Regions from separate parts of the Homo sapiens genome. Here region 2 is linked to region 1. The links are chromatin contacts, found by Hi-C or POLR2A ChIA-PET in ENCODE. All regions are on one chromosome and are shown on one strand. The core of a region is the stretch at or near the end of the contact, and the rest is flanking DNA. Distances in the headings are between cores, read along the strand shown.

Region 1 (7,590 bases), core at 2,180-4,679:
CAATGCTTGCTCATCTGGAATGACAGGACTAGTCCAGAAATAGTGGCATGAGGCCAGCAAAGGAACAGGCTGGCTGGGCGCTGTGGCTCATGCCTGTAATTCCAGCACTTTGGGAGGCTGAGATGGGAGGTTGGCTTGAGGCCAGGAGTTCGAGACCAGCCTGGGAAACATAGCAAGACCTTATCTCTACTAAAAATTAAAAAAAAAAAAAAAAGTTTAACTCAGCATGGTGGCACACACCTGTAGTCCCAGCTACTCAGCAGGCTGAAGGTGGAAGGATTGCTTGAGCCCAGGACATCAAGGCTGCAGTGAGCTTATGATCCGCCACTGCACTTCCAGCCTGGGCACAGAGTGAGACCCTGTCTCAAAAAAAGAAAAGAAACAAGCCATGGCTGTCATCTAGGTGGATCATTAACTTTTCTTTCTTTTTTTTTTTTTTTTTTGAGATGGAGTCTCGCTCTGTTGTTCAGGCTGGAGTGCAGTGGCGTGATCTCTGATCTCCGCTCACTGCAAGCTCCACCTCCTGGGTTCACGCCATTCTCCTGCCTCAGCCTCCCGAGTGTAGCTGGGACTACAGGTGCCTGCCACCACGCTTGGCTGTTTTGTTTTTTTTTTTTTGTATTTTTAGTAGAAATGGGGTTTCACCGTGTTACCCAGGATGGTCTCGATCTCCTGACCTCGTGATCTGCCCGCCTCGGCCTTCCAAAGTGCTGGGATTACAGGCATGAGCCACTGCACCGGGCCACATTTAACTTTTTTCCCCTGGGTTGTGGAAGGCAGGCAGAGCATGTTATATAATGTAACCAGTTCCACCAGCTAGTGGACTTGGGAGGGAAGTGCTACTTTGGGGAGTATTTGAGCAAGTGACCTTGGAGGGTTGGGTGGATGAGCATGTGAGTTTGCAGGTTGAGCAGCTTCTGGTGATGACAAAGCCCAGGGTGTGTCCATAGGAGCTGGCCTCTGAGGAGGAGAGGGGGGAAAAGGCTTTGAACAGCCAGGGCCAAGGGATTGAGCAGCGGGGTGTTGGATGGGCTGGCCATGACCGTGATGTCACCGAGGATGATGACAGCAACTCTGTAGAAAAGGAGACTGGGAGCCAGTGGCTGAGTCTCAGAAAATGAGAATGAGGCTGGGTGCAGTGGCTTACACTGGTAATCCCGGCACTTTTGGAGGCTGAGGCCAGAGAGGACTGCTTGAGCCCAGGAATTCCAGACTAGCCTGGCCAACATAGCAAGACCCCGTCTGCATAAAGAAACAAAAGAAAATGAAAATGAACCACCAGGATTGCTGGGCTGCCAGTACTGAGGAAAGCAGGAGGGTAGCGCAGGCAGGTGGCATGAGCCTTAGAGGAACCATAGTTTTCCAAGAGGCAGGATGAGTAATGGTGTGGAAATTAAAATGGGGAGGAAGGGAGGCCATAGACTCAAAGCGGATGCTGAGGGATGAGGGCTGGGAGACTAAAGCCTCCACTTGAGACACCAGTAAGGGACAGTGGAGTTCAGTTGAGGCATACTAGGAAGCCTAGTATGGGGGAAGTTTTTTTTTATTTTTTGAGACGGAGTCTTTTTCTGTTGTCCAGGCTGGAGCGCAGTGGTACAATCTTGGCTCACTGCAACCTCTGCCTCCCAGGTTCAAGTGTTCTCATGCCTCAGCCTCCTGAGTAGCTGGATTGCAGGTGCCCGCCACCACGTCCAGCTATCCAGCTAATTTTTGTATTTTTAGTAGAGATGGGGTTTCACCATGCTGGCCAGGCTGGTCTCGAACTCCTGCCCTCAGGTGATCCGCCTTGGCCTCCCAAAGTGCGGAGATTACAGGCGTGAGCCTGGGGGAAGTTTTCTGATCGCTCACTAGGTATTCAGGGAGCTGGATCTCAGAGTCAGAGAGGGAGGTAAGGGGCGTGCATTGGGTCAGGTGAGGAAAGAGACTCCGGGAGTAAGTTCTGACTCCTTCCATGTGACTCAGGTAAAACAGGAGATGTGGACTTTCCGTGGAGGCCCAAATACATGTTTATTGAAGATGAGCTGGAAAATCTGATTCTGTGTTGAATGACGAAGTGCTAAGAATAAATAACAACCCCTTACATCTGGATGATACTTGAGAACTTACAAAGTATTTTATTGTACCTTGTCATATATTTTCTTCATTCCTTTCTTATTATAACCCTGGGAAGTGGGCCTTATCAGTGGTAAACTCAGAGTGACTTGCTAAGTGTCCAAGCTGGGACTGAAAATCCACTCTGTGCTGCCTTCTAGGGCGTTGATGAGTGCAGTGTTTTCTGGGTTGCTGAAAAAAAACAAAAAAAACCCCAAAAAACAAAAAACCACCTCCTTAAGTCTGTTCTTTTTGCATCTGACCACTCTCCTGTGCCTCTTTTCAACATTCAGGAAATTAATGGTTTCTCCCTAAGTCTCCACACTACACTTTTTCTCTAGTGGAGGCAGTAATGAGTTGCAGGCTCTGTTCTGACATGCTCAGAAAAATGCAGGACGGCAAGTCATAGCCAAAAACAACTCGACGTACTCAGCTGGGGCAACCCGTCACCTACTGCGGGAAGAGGCAGAACCGGGGATGCAGGGAAAGGACAGATTATTCTTATCCTGCCTCTCAAACTTCTGGCTGGGAGCCAGACTTCGGATGAAACCAGGCAATCTCATCTAGGGATTCAACGCTCCCTTACTATTGATGTCACCCACGCCGTTTGCTTCCGAAAACCTTTGGGCCGGAGGCTGCGGCTAGAAAAGCAATCAAAGGTTTCTCGCCGGGCTTAAAGGGCCACATCTTAGTGACGTCTCGGGTTATAAAATCTGCTTGACAATGAAATATCGTGTGCGCGATTCTGCTCCTCCCCCGACATGACGTGGCCAGACACGCCGCTCGCGTCAGGGCTGCCTTACGCCCCCAGGAAGACCCATTCCCACTCTGGGGCGCGCGCAGATTTGCTGTGGCACATGTACTATAACGCACAGGCAAAAGGGCAGTTTCCAAAACGTCTCCAACGTGATCTCACTCCAGAGATTTTTTTTCCTAAAGTTTTAGGGCTGCGCGGAAGGGAACATGGGGTTCACCTCAGGAAATTTCAGACGTCACCCCCCTCGGAGGAAGGTAGTCGCGTCCGGTTCCTCCCCGGGTGTCAGTTAAGCAGGCCAGGCTGTGAGCGAAGGTTCTGGGCGGGGCTGGACTGTTCTAAGTGAGTTCGGGTGGGGGAGCTTCACGAGGGGAGGCTGCTCTGTGAAGGAACCGCCTTTCTCTCCGCGTGTCTCACCCTTTTCTCCCCATATCTGTTTGGACATGAGCTGAGGGCACGGTCGCGGGCGGTCAGCCCTGTTCGCAGCTACGGCGAGGAGGGGCGCGATTGTTCCTTGTTGCCGCTCCGCTTAGTGGCCGCGTCCATTCCGCGCGGTGTCCCGATTTTAGGGGTAGGGAGAAGTGTCAGCTTCAGGCATCGCGAGGCGTGGCGGCCCCATGGCCCCGCTGGGAGGCGCCCCGCGGCTGGTACTGCTGTTCAGCGGCAAGAGGAAATCCGGGAAGGACTTCGTGACCGAGGCGCTGCAGAGCAGGTGTCCGTGAGGCGGGAAAGGTGGAAGGGGGAGCTCTCCGCATCACGTGACACGAGGAGTGCTTTTGGGTGTCACGGAGTGAGCTTTGGAGTACGGGTCGTCCGTTTGCAAGGCAGGAGGAGCACTGGGCTGGGGAAGGTGGAATGCCACCATTACATAAAACAGTAGTCTACACAGGCGAGCCTCAAAGAAGCAGGTGACCACCTCTCCAAAGACCTTCAGCTGCAGGTCTCTCTGAGAAGCATTAATAATGGTTCCTACGAAGGCACTTTCTATATACCAGGCGTTGGATACCAGCCTGGGCAACATGGCGAGACCCCGCCTCTACGAAAAATCCAAAAAGTAGCTGGGCGTGGTGACGCGTGCCTGTGGTCCCAGCTATTCAGGAGCCTGAGGTAGAAGAATCGCTTGAGCCCGGGAGGCGGAGGTTGCAGTGAGGCGAGATTGGCCACTGCACTCCAGCCTGGGCGACAGAGCGAGACCCTGTCTTAAAAAAACAAAACAAAAAACCCTCTTCACCTCTTTGTTAGGTACTGTGTGCCATTATTAGCATCTCCATTTCACAGGTGAAGAAACTGAGGCTCTTAAAAAGTTAAACAGGCCGGGTGTGGTGGTCATGTCTGTCACCCCAGCACTTTGGGAGACAGAGGTGCGAGGATGGCTTGAGAGCCCAGTAGTGGAGACCAGCCTGGGCAACACAGTAAGACCCTAGTCTCTACAAAAAAATGGAAAAGTTAGCCTAGTGCGATGGCGAGCACCTCTAGTCCAAGCTACTCAGGAGGCTGAGGTGGGAGGATCGCTTGAACCTGGGGGCTACAGTGAATTGTAATCATGCTACTGTCCTCCAGTCCTTGCAGCAGAGCCTGAGACCCTGTCTCGAAGTAAAATAAAATAAAATAACATACGAAGTTAACAACAAAAAACCCTTGCTGGTCACAAAGTAAGTGGCAAATCCAGGATTCAAATTCAGCTTTGTGGTTCATGATGGGCATCTCAGCAATTAATATATAATTGAAACAAAAAGAAAAAAAACCCAAACAAATTCAACTTTATCTTGCGCCAAGGACTGGTTTCTTTCTGTTTTATCTGGCTGCCTCCCCAAATAATAATACCTTTTGCACAGTGTTTTCTGTCAAAGCAAGATCTTCTGTGCAGGAGCATTTTGCTGAGACCTGGGCTAGGAGAGCAGAGGTTGGGGAGAAAGTGGGGCTCCTCTCCTCTTGAAGGCCAGTGTGGTGGGGGTACCAGGAAGCTGCTTTTGGGTACCACGGGGGTTCTATGAAGGTGTGGGAGAGCCCAGAGCAGAGGTCACCACCTGAATTTTTCATCACTAAGTATCTCACCACCTTTTCCTAAGTTGCATTTCTCCTCACCTCCAAACCCTGACGTCAAATAGTGGTCCGAAGCACAGGCTCTGGAATTAGACTGCTGGGATGCAAACCCTGGCTCACTGTTGATTAGTGTGTGATCTTGTACACATCTGTCATTCACTCTGTGCCTCATGTTTTTTTTTTTTTTTTTTTTTTTTTTTTGAGACGGAGTCTTGCTCTGTCACCCAGGCTGGAGCGCACCCAGGTTGCGGCTCACCGCAACCTCTGTCTCCTGGGTTCAAGCGATTTTCCTGTCTCAGCCTCCCGAGTAGCTGGGATTACAGGTGTGTGCCACCATGCCCAGCTAACTTTTGTATTTTTAGTAGAGACAGGTTTCACCATGTTGGCCAGGCTGGTCTGGAACTCCTGACCTCAGGTGATCTGCCTGCCTCGGCCTCCCAGAGTGCTGGGATTACAGACGTGAACCACCACCGCACCTGGCCTGCGTCTCAGTTTTGTCATCTGTAAAATGGGGATGATAATAGGGTGGTTGTGGGGATTAAATGAGATAATGTGTGTGAAGGGCTTAGAATAATTATTGGCACCTAGCAGAGGTGCAGGAACTAAATGTTGGCTATATTTATTTTACCAATCTTGGCTTCACTACTTGCAGTGTTGCTTTGGGGGAGTCAATCCTCCTTTCACAACCTCAGCTTCCTCATCTGAAACATGAAAATAAGAACACTTACAGCCAGGGCAACATAGTGAGACCCCCTCTCTACAAAAGATAAAAAAAATTAGCTGGGTATGGTGGTGCATGCCAGTAATCCCAGATACTCAGGAGGCTGAGGTGCGAGGATTGCCTGAGCCCAGGAGTTCAAGATTGTAGTGAGCTGTGATCATACCACTGCACTCTAGCCTGGGTGACAGCAAGACCCTGACTCTTAAAAAACCAAACCAAAACAAAACAAAGAACACTTATCGTTGGGCGCAGTGGCTCACGCCTGTAATCCTAGCACTTTGAGAGGCCGAGAAGGGTGGATCACTTGAGCTCAGGAGTTCGAGACCAGCCTGACCAACATGGTAAAACCCTTCTCTACTAAAAATACAAAAATTAGTGGGACGTGGTGGCGCCGGCCTGTAGTCCCAGTTACTTGGGAGGCTGAGGCAGGAGAATAGCTTAAACCCAGGAGGTGCAGGTTGCAGTGACCTGAGATTGCACCACTGCATTCCAGCCTGGGCTACAGAGTGAGACTCAGTCTCAAAAACAGCACTTATCTTCCTGTGCGTTAAGTGTATTGTGAGCATCTCAAGGCTAGGACAGGAAGCATGTATCATTCACATTTGTATCACCTAGATCCAAATATGGTACCCAATAAATGGTTGGTTAAGCCAGGAGGCAGAGGTTGTGGTGAGACGAGATGGTGCCACTGTACTCCAGCCTGGACGACAGAGTGAGACTCTGTCTCAAAAAAGAGAAAAAAAGAAGGGCCGTGTGCGGTGGCTCACGTCTGTAATCCCAGCACTTTGCGAGGCTGAGGCGGGCGGATCACGAGATCAGGAGTTTGAGACCAGCCTGGCCAACATGGCAAAACCCCGTCTGTACTAAAAATACAAAAATTAGCCGGGTGTAGTGGCGGGCGCCTGTAATCCCAGCTACTTGGGAGGCCGAGGCAGGAGAATCGCTCAAACCTGGGAGGCGGAGATTGCAGTGAGCCGAGATCGCGCCATTGCACTCCAGCCTGGGTGGTGGAGCAAGACTCCGTCTCAAAAAAAAAAAAAAAAAAAAAGGTTGGTTAAGTAAATTAAATAACGAATGAGTTATTTTTATTTTTATTTTCATTTTTGAGATGGATTTTCACTCTTGTTGCCCAGGCTGGAGTGCAATGGGGCGATCTCGGCTCACTGCAACTTCCACCTCCTGGGTTCAGGTGATTCTCCTGCCTCAGCCTCCCGAGTAGCTGGGATTACAGGCATGCGCCATCATGTCCGGCTAATTTTATGCTTTTAGTAGAGACAGGGTTTCACCGTGTTGGTCAGGCTGGTCTCAAACTCCTGACCTCAGGTGATCTGCTGCCTCAGCCTTCCAAAGTACTGGGATTACAGGCGTGAGCCACCACACCTGGCTTTTGTTTCAGTTTTTTAAATTTGCTTTTCTTATTTCATTTTTATGAGACAGGGTCTCACTCTGTCTCCCAGGCTGGCATACAGTGGTACAATCATGGCTCACTGTAGCCTGGAACTCCTGGGCTCAGGAATGCTCCCACCTCAGCCTCTGGAGTAGCTGGGAGTACAGGCACATGCTGCCATGCTCAGCTAATTTTTAAATTTTTTGGTGGAGATGGTATCTCTGGGTCTTATTGTGTTGCCCAGGCTGGTCTTGAACTCCTGGCCTCAAGCACTCCTCCTGCCTTGGCCTCCCAAAGTATTGGGATTACAGGTGTGAGCCACCATGCCCAACCAGTGAATTAATAAATGATATATGTTATGGTGACCAAGTCAGTGGAGACAGATACCTCTGGCTATGAGAGAATTAGTTTAGGGTCTGGGCAATAACCTAATCCAGCTAGAATATTGTGCGCCTGTTCACACTGTAATTAGCACTTTATAGGTTTTACCTGTTAGTTTCAGGGCTCTTTTATATTCTTTAGAGTTTCATAATAATCCTGTGTGGGAGACAGAACAGAAAGTGTTATCCCCATTTTCTGATGAGGAAACAGGAT
Region 2 (7,431 bases), core at 3,804-6,303, 47 kb before region 1:
ATGATAGCTTCTCCCAGCCTTCCCCTCCTAGGGCTTTGGTGGCTGCTTCCAACTTGGGGTGTGGCTTCAGCTCATCTCCAAAGGCCTGTGCCACTGCCTCAAAGGTCACATCATCATGAGTGGGGCCGATGCCCCCTGCTGTGAGGACATGGGTGAAGCGGTTGGAGAAAGAAGTGACCTCAGCTGCAATGGTGGCTACCTCATCAGGTACAACTGAGACTCGGCAAACCTGGACCCCTAGGGAGCGCAGTGTCCGGCACAGAAAGAAGGTGTTGGTGTCCTGAGTGTGTCCCTGGGGGTTGAAGGGGAAGATGAGGCCATCAGTACTGTAGGGATGAAGGGGAGGGGTTGAAGATGATGGCTGCATCCACCTGATGATGCAGTGCTCTGCTCTTTGAAGGACACCACCTCAGGCTGCTGAGGGGCCTGGACTGGACACAAGAGTGGGAAAATCCATTTGTTTGGTTTTAAAGCTGGGTCTCTGTCACCCAGGCTGGAGTATAGTGGCTCAGTCACAGTTCACTGCAGCCTCAACCTCCTGGCTTCAAGGGCCACCCCAGCCTTCCGAGTAGCTGGGACTACAGGCGCGTGCCACCACATTCAGCTCATTTTAAATTTTTTTTGTAGAAATGGGGTCTTGCCATGTTGCCCAGGCTGGTGTTGAATTCCTGGTCTCAAGTGATCCTCCTGCCTCAGCCTCCCAAAGTGCTGGAATTATAGGTGTGAGCCACCACGCCTGGCCTGCTTTCTTCTTTCTGTCCCCACTGCCACCAAGCAGGTCCTTAGCACCTTTCACCTGGACAATGGCGACAGCTTCCTGGCCAGGCTCCCAGCCTCCAGCCACAGTGCTCTGATGTCTCCGGAGTAACCGTTTTAATGCGTCACTGTGATTGCATCACTCTTGGACTCAAAAGCCATTTGTTGTTTCCAACTGTATACAGAAGAAAGTTCAAATTCCTTTGCAGAGTATTTGGGGCTGTCTGTGGCGTATACCCTATCTTCTTTTCCAGCCCCATCTCCCTCTAATTGTCTACAAAGGGTTTAGTGGTTAAGGGTCTGTGTTCTGATGGCCGGGCATGGTGGCTCATGCCTGTAATTCCAGCCCTTTGGGAGGTGGAGTGGGGTGGCTCGCTTGAGCTCAGAAGTTCGAGACCAACCGGCACAGTATGGTAAAACCCCATCTCTACAAAAAAATACAAAAATTAGCGGGGCGTGGTGGCGCATGCCTGTAGTCCCAGCTACTTGGGAGGCTGAAGTGGGTGGGCTGCTTGAGCCTGGGAGGCAGAGACTGCAGTGAGCCGAGATCATGCCACTGTACTCCAGCCTGGGTGACAGGGACCCTGTCACCAAAGGAAAAAAAAAAAAGGGTCTGTGTTTTGGAGTAAGGGAGCATCAGGCATTAGGCTGGAATCCCATCTCTACAACTTCCTAGGTATGTAACCCTGGGCAGGTTTCTCAACCTCTCTGACCCCCAGTTTCATCAATTGGGATTTTTTGCCGACCAGGTGTGGTGGCTCACGCCTGTAATCCCAGCATTTTTGGAGGCTGAGGTGGGAGGATTGCTTGAGCCTAGGAGTTTGAGACCAGCCTGGGCAACATGGTGAAACCCTGTCTCTACAAAAAAATACAAAAAATTAGCTCTAGCCTAGGCGACAGTGAGACTTTGTCTCAAAAAAAAAAAAAAAAAAAAAAGGGTGGGGGGCTGGGCAAGGTTGCTCATGCCTGTAATCCCATCACTTTGGGAGGCTGATGTGGGAGAATTGCTTGAGGCTGGCCTGTTTAACATAGCGAGAACCCCGTTTATAAAACAAATGCACACAGAAAAATAAAATTTTAAAGAAGAAAAAAAGTGCCAACTTCGTGGGATTTTTGTGTGGGGTTGTTGTGAAGATTAGTAAAATCACATATATGTGATGTATAGGACACTACCAGACTCTAGTAGGCACTTAAAATATAGGGGTCACCAGCCTGGCCAAAATGGTGAAACTCTGTCTCTACTAAAAATACAAAAAATTAGCCAGTCGTGGTGGCGGGCGCCTGTAGTCCCAGCTACTCGGGAGGCTGAGGCAGGAGAATGGCGTGAACCCGGGAGGCGGAGCTTGCAGTGAGCCGAGACCGCGCCACTGCACTCCAGCCTGGGTGACAGAGCGAGACTCCGTCTCAAAACAAACAAACAAAAACCCCACAAAAATTAGCCAGGCGTGGTGGCGGGTGCCTGTAATCTCAGCTACTCGGGAGACTGAGGTGAGATAATTGCCTGAACCTAGGAGGCAGAGGTTGCAGTGAGCTGAGATTGCGCCATTTGCGCTCCAGCGTGAGCAGCAGGAGCGAAACTCCGTCACACACACACACACACACACACACACACACACACACAGCCGGGCGCAGTGGCTCATGCCTCCCAGCACTTTGGGAGGCTGAAGCGGGTGGATCACCTGAGGTCAGGAGTTCGAGACCAGCCTGACCAACATGGAGAAACCCCGTCTCTACTAAAAATACAAAAATTAACCGGGCGTGGTGGCCCATGCTTGTAATCCCAGCTACTCGGGAAGCTGAGGCAGGAGAGTCGCTTGAACCCAGGAGGCGGAGGTTACGGTGAGCCAAGATCGAGCCATTGCACTCCAGCCTGGGCAACAAAAGTGAAACTCTGTCTCAAAAAAAAAAAAAAAAAAAAAAAAAATTGGGGTCAGGGCCAGGTGAGGTGGCTCACGCCTGTAATCCCAACATTTTGGGAGGCTGAGGTGGGTGGATCACTTGAGGTCAGGAGTTCGAGACCAGCCTGGCCAACATGGCGAAACCCCATCCGTCCCTACTAAAAATACAAAAATTAGCCAGGTGTGGTGGCACATGCCTGTAGTCCCAGCCACTTGGGAGGCTGAGACAGGAGAATTGCTTGAACCTGGGAGGTGGAGGTTGCAGTGAGCCAAAATTGATCACGCCACTGCACTCCAACCTGGGCAACAGAACAAGACTCTGTCTAAAAAAAAAAAAAGGGTCTATTAAGGCTGAGTGCAGTGGCTCATGCCTGTAATCCCAACTACTCGGGTGGCTGAGGCATGAGAACTGCTTGAACGCGAGAGGTGGAGGTGCAGTCAGCTGAGATCCCACCAATGCACTCCAGCCTGGGCAACAGAGTGAGACTATCTAAAAAAAAAAAACAAAAAAAACAAAAAAAACACAAATTTACAAAGAATATTAAAAAAGATTATTATTAAAACTTGACATTTGGCCAAGCTCAGTGGTTCATGCCTATAATCCCAGCAAGGTGTGGGAGGATTGCTTGAGCCCAGGAGTTTGAGACCAGCCTGGGCAACATAGTGAGACCGTTTCTGAAAAAAAAAAAAAAAAAAAAAAAAAAAAAAAAATTAGCCAGGTGTGGCGGCTAACACCTGTAGTCACAGCAACTCCAGATGCTGAGGCAGGAGGACTGCTTGAGCCTGGAAGATGGAGGCTTCAGTGAGCTGTGACTGTGCCACTGCACTCCAGCCTAGGTGACAGAGCAAAATCTTGTCTCAAAAACAAAAAAACCCGTGTCATCTGTTATGTCCTCTAGTAAGACTTTCCTGATCATTCGGAGGGGATTCATCCCTTCTAGTACCTTCCTTCTAGCTCACTTATCCACTACGCTGAGTACCTTGAGTCATTTCCAAAAAGGCTGGGTAAAACTCTTTTTTTTTTTTTTTTTTTTGAGACGGAGTTTCGCTCTTGTTGCCCAGGCTGGAGTGCAATGGCACGATCTCAGCTCACTGCAACCTCCGCCTCCCACGTTCAAGCAATTCTCCTGCCTCAGCCTGCCAAGTAGCTGGGATTACAGGCATGCACCACCACGCCTGGCTAATTTTGTATTTTTAGTAGAGATGGGGTTTCTCCATGTTGAGGCTGGTCTCGAACTCCTGAACTCGTGATCCACCCGCCTCGGCCTCCCAAAGTGCTGGGATTACATGCGTGAGCCACCGCACCCGGCCAAAACTCTTAAATATACAATACACACACCTGTACCTCCTCTACTCGAGGGGCTTCCTGTCATTGTTGTGTAGCTCCTCTGCCCTCTACCATACTGCTTGGTAAATTGCAATGACCTTTTTATTTTTCTTTTTTTCAATCAGCTCTCTCAGGTTGAAAAATTGTAGGGACTTTGCTACAAGTTTTTCAGTAGAGTAATTGAAAGAATGAGGGTTAATTTTCCTCCAATATGCTGGATTCACTCCAGGATCCTACTGCAGCAAAGAGGCTCCCACCCTGTTTCACCTCCTTCCATGGAGGGATGTGCAGCAGGCCCTTAAGGACAGGAGAACGCAGCGCCCTCCCCCCTTTTCTGTCCCAGACACACCTTAAGGATCTCATCTCCAACAATGATGATGCCAGCCGTCACGCTGCGCCCCGGAGAAAGTTCAGAGGCCCTAGATGTCATGGTCCTGCCTTCTCTGCCCCTCTGCAAGGCCCTCCAGTAGCCACCCAGACCCCCAAATAGGGGTCGCAAGCACGGGGGGCCTGCCAGGTCTACAGGGCACTGGGGGCCATAGCCTGGGAACAGGGGGTCCTGGGTCGAGGGAACCTGGAGAAGCCAGAAAAGACAATGGGGGAGAGCAGGCGTGCGCGTGCTTCCTTCGAGGAAGACCCTAGTCTTCTCTAACCAGATCCTTGACAAGCGACTCCTTTGTTCCTGCCTCTGGAATAAACGTGTTCCCAAATCCCAACCCATGTCCTTTTAAATGTCTTGCTTAGCTCTAGTCTTAAAAACTTCTTCTCTCTTGAGAACCTACCACTTTAAGTGTCTTCCGTTTGCTGAGCTGGTCTCCTCAAGTGTCTGCTCTACCTTGGGCATCCGTACCCCTTTAAATGTCTACCTTATCCTGGGCCTTGGCCCTTTTCAATGCATTCGCTCTCCACCCCGGACCAAAATCCCGTCTCTTTCTACTTCAGGCTTCTGCACCCTTTCTAGCCCAGAATCCCTTCTTCCCACCAAGCTTCAGATTACTGAGCCCTCTTAGACTCTCACCTGCCTGTTCTGCCCCTTCACCGGCTCTTTCCCTTGTTCCTTTCCTCATGTCCCGGGGCAGCTTCCGTACTTAAAGTCCCGCCTTGCACCTAGCTGACATTGAATGGTGATTTTGGCTGTCGCTTAGACTCTTCCAGGGTCCCATTGGTGTATTCAACTGTCGCTCTCAGGCTTTAGCCAGTGGATGGGAGCAGGGCCGGATTGTTATAGGCGACAACCACGTGGTCACTTCTCGCCCGGAAATACGGGGGCCGGACCTTAGCCCACGGTCGGGGGCGGGACCTCGGGAGTTTAGGGCGGGAAAGGAGCCGTAGTTAAAGGTGCTGTAAGGCCCTCGGGGAGTTTCTGGTGCTGGATTCAAATAATTGTTATGCATGTGTTGCTTTGTTTTGTTTTGTTTAATGGGTCAGTTAGCCATGGTTTAAGCTGTTTTCATTCACCGTGACTCTAACACTAGGCTAAGGGCTTTTACTGGAGTGAGAAAGCATCTTATTTATAGCAGAAGGAAGTTGGAGGGACACCGAGAAAGATTATTACCACTGTCTGTCGGATATGAAGACCCTGGAGTAGGTGAGCTTTTGATGTGTGGAACCTTAATTTATCTCTAGTATAGTAGACAAAACGAATTACTTAAATCTCTTTGACAAGAAAGAGTCCAAAAACCCTCTCTTCCTCCACCTTGCTCCAGATGGTGCTTAGTTCAAATGACCTTTCCCAGTAATTGGTCTTGTAGGTGCAAATGAGGCAGCGAATAGGGAGTGCCTTACATGTTTACTCTGGATCCTCACATCATCCGAGCTTACCCCCATTTCAGTTGCCTTTGTTCTAAAAGTACATCTTAAACTTTTTTCCAACAATAATCTGGGGATCTTTTCATATGCAGATTGATTCAGTAGGTTTGGGTGGGGCCTGAGATCTGCATTTAGCTAGTTCCCATGTGATGGTGATCCCACTGCTCTATGGACTACATTTTGAATGGTAAGGGCCCGAATTCATTCTTTGTTTTTTTGAGACGGAGTCTCCCTCTGTCACCCAGGCTGGAGTGCAGTGGCGCGATCTCGGCTCACTGCAAGCTCCGCCTCCCGGGTTCACGCCATTCTCCTGCCTCAGCCTCCCGAGTAGCTGGGACTACAGGCGCCCGCCACCATGCCCGGCTTTTTTTTAAAAATTTTTTTATTTTCATTTTTTTTTTAGTAGAGACGGGGTTTCACTGTGTTAGCCAGCATGGTCTCGATCTCCTGACCTCGTGATCCGCCCGCCTCGGCCTCCCAAAGTGCTGTGATTACAGGCGTGAGCCACCGCGCCGGGCCGAATTCATTCTTTGTAGGACTGGTAAACCACACCTTGCCAAATTTTACTCTTCAAAACCCTTGGTCGGGCGCAGCACTTTGGGAGTCTGAGGAGGGAGGATTGCTTGAGTTCTCTCAATTGAAAAAAAGAAAAAAAGGCCGGGCGCGGTGACTCACGCCTGTAATCCCAGCACTTTGGGAGGCCGAGGCGGGCGGATCACCTGAGGTCAGGAGCTGGAGACCAGCCTGATCAACATGGAGAAACCCCGTCTCTACTAAAAACACAAAAAATTAGCCGGGCGTGGTGGCGGGAGCCTGTAGTCCCAGCTACTCAGGAGGCTGAGGCAGGAGAATGGCGTGAACCCGGGAGGCGCAGCTTGCAGTGAGCCGAGATTGTGTCACTGCACTCCAGCCTGGGCGACAGAACGAGGCTCCATCAAAAAGAAAAAAAATACCCTGTAAGATACACATCATGCTCATTTTACAGATGAGGAACAGGCTCAGAAAGGTGAAGGGATGCCACACAACCACAAAACACAGTGAATGGTGGACCCAGGTGATCAGGTGTCTAGACCATTCTTTTAAGTAATAAGCCCCCCCTCCCTTTTTTTTTTTTGAACCAGGGTCTCTCTGTTGCCCAGGCTCGAGTGCAGTGGCGCAAGCACCGTTCACTGCAGCCTCGACCTCCTGGGCTCAAGTGATCCTCCCATCTCAGACTCCAGAGTAACTGGGACCACAGGGGCGCCCCACCATGCCTGGCTAATTTTTGTATTTTTAGTAGAGACGGAGTTTGGTCATGTTGCGCAGGCTGGTCTTGAACTCCTGGGCTCAAGTGATTCCCTGCCTTGGCCTCCCAAAGTATTGGGATTACAGGTGTGAGCCCCCGTACTTGGCCCTCATTTCTTTCAATTATAAAAAGTCAGCTCTTTGAAAAAAAAAAAAAGGGCAAAACAAGAATTCCACTTGCCTAGTAAACCACATGTTCCAATATCTTTATTAGCAATACAGGTGATATTTGATCCCCTCCCAAAACAGAATACCAAGACTGTTCCAGTATTTTCCTAGTGGATTCTCAAGCTTAAGTGTACATCAGAATCAGCTGGAGAGCTTGTTAAAACATTGCTGTGCCCAATCCTGAGTTTA

The links. Hi-C counts contacts between places; a loop is a spot of excess contacts on that map. ChIA-PET counts read pairs that join two places held with the same protein, here RNA polymerase II (POLR2A). Pooled maps may share reads with other maps.
Region 2: a map of B cell shows a loop between it and region 1 (8-fold over the local background). The contact joins the promoter of FLAD1 here to the promoter of PMVK in region 1. A Hi-C loop is called at or near these places in 22 of 168 maps with a recorded cell type or tissue (B cell, CD4-positive, alpha-beta T cell, CD4-positive, alpha-beta memory T cell and 15 more), 27 of 37 single-sample maps with no recorded cell type and 31 of 50 pooled maps. POLR2A ChIA-PET finds 5 or more read pairs at or near these places in 42 of 52 experiments (A549, AG04449, AG04450 and 33 more).

The regions. Positions count from the first base shown.
Region 1 is chr1:154,932,558-154,940,147 of GRCh38, reverse strand. It overlaps PMVK (phosphomevalonate kinase), which reads left to right and starts at 3,429. Exons shown (of 5, transcript NM_006556.4): 1 at 3,429-3,557. The coding sequence starts at 3,463. RefSeq lists enhancers at 2,039-2,980, 2,960-3,159, 2,981-3,923 and a silencer at 3,880-3,979.
Region 2 is chr1:154,980,966-154,988,396 of GRCh38, reverse strand. It overlaps FLAD1 (flavin adenine dinucleotide synthetase 1), which reads right to left and starts at 5,053. Exons shown (of 7, transcript NM_025207.5): 1 at 4,331-5,053; 2 at 1-292. The coding sequence starts at 4,702. RefSeq lists enhancers at 2,096-2,785, 5,203-5,800, 6,401-6,998 and a silencer at 5,141-5,320.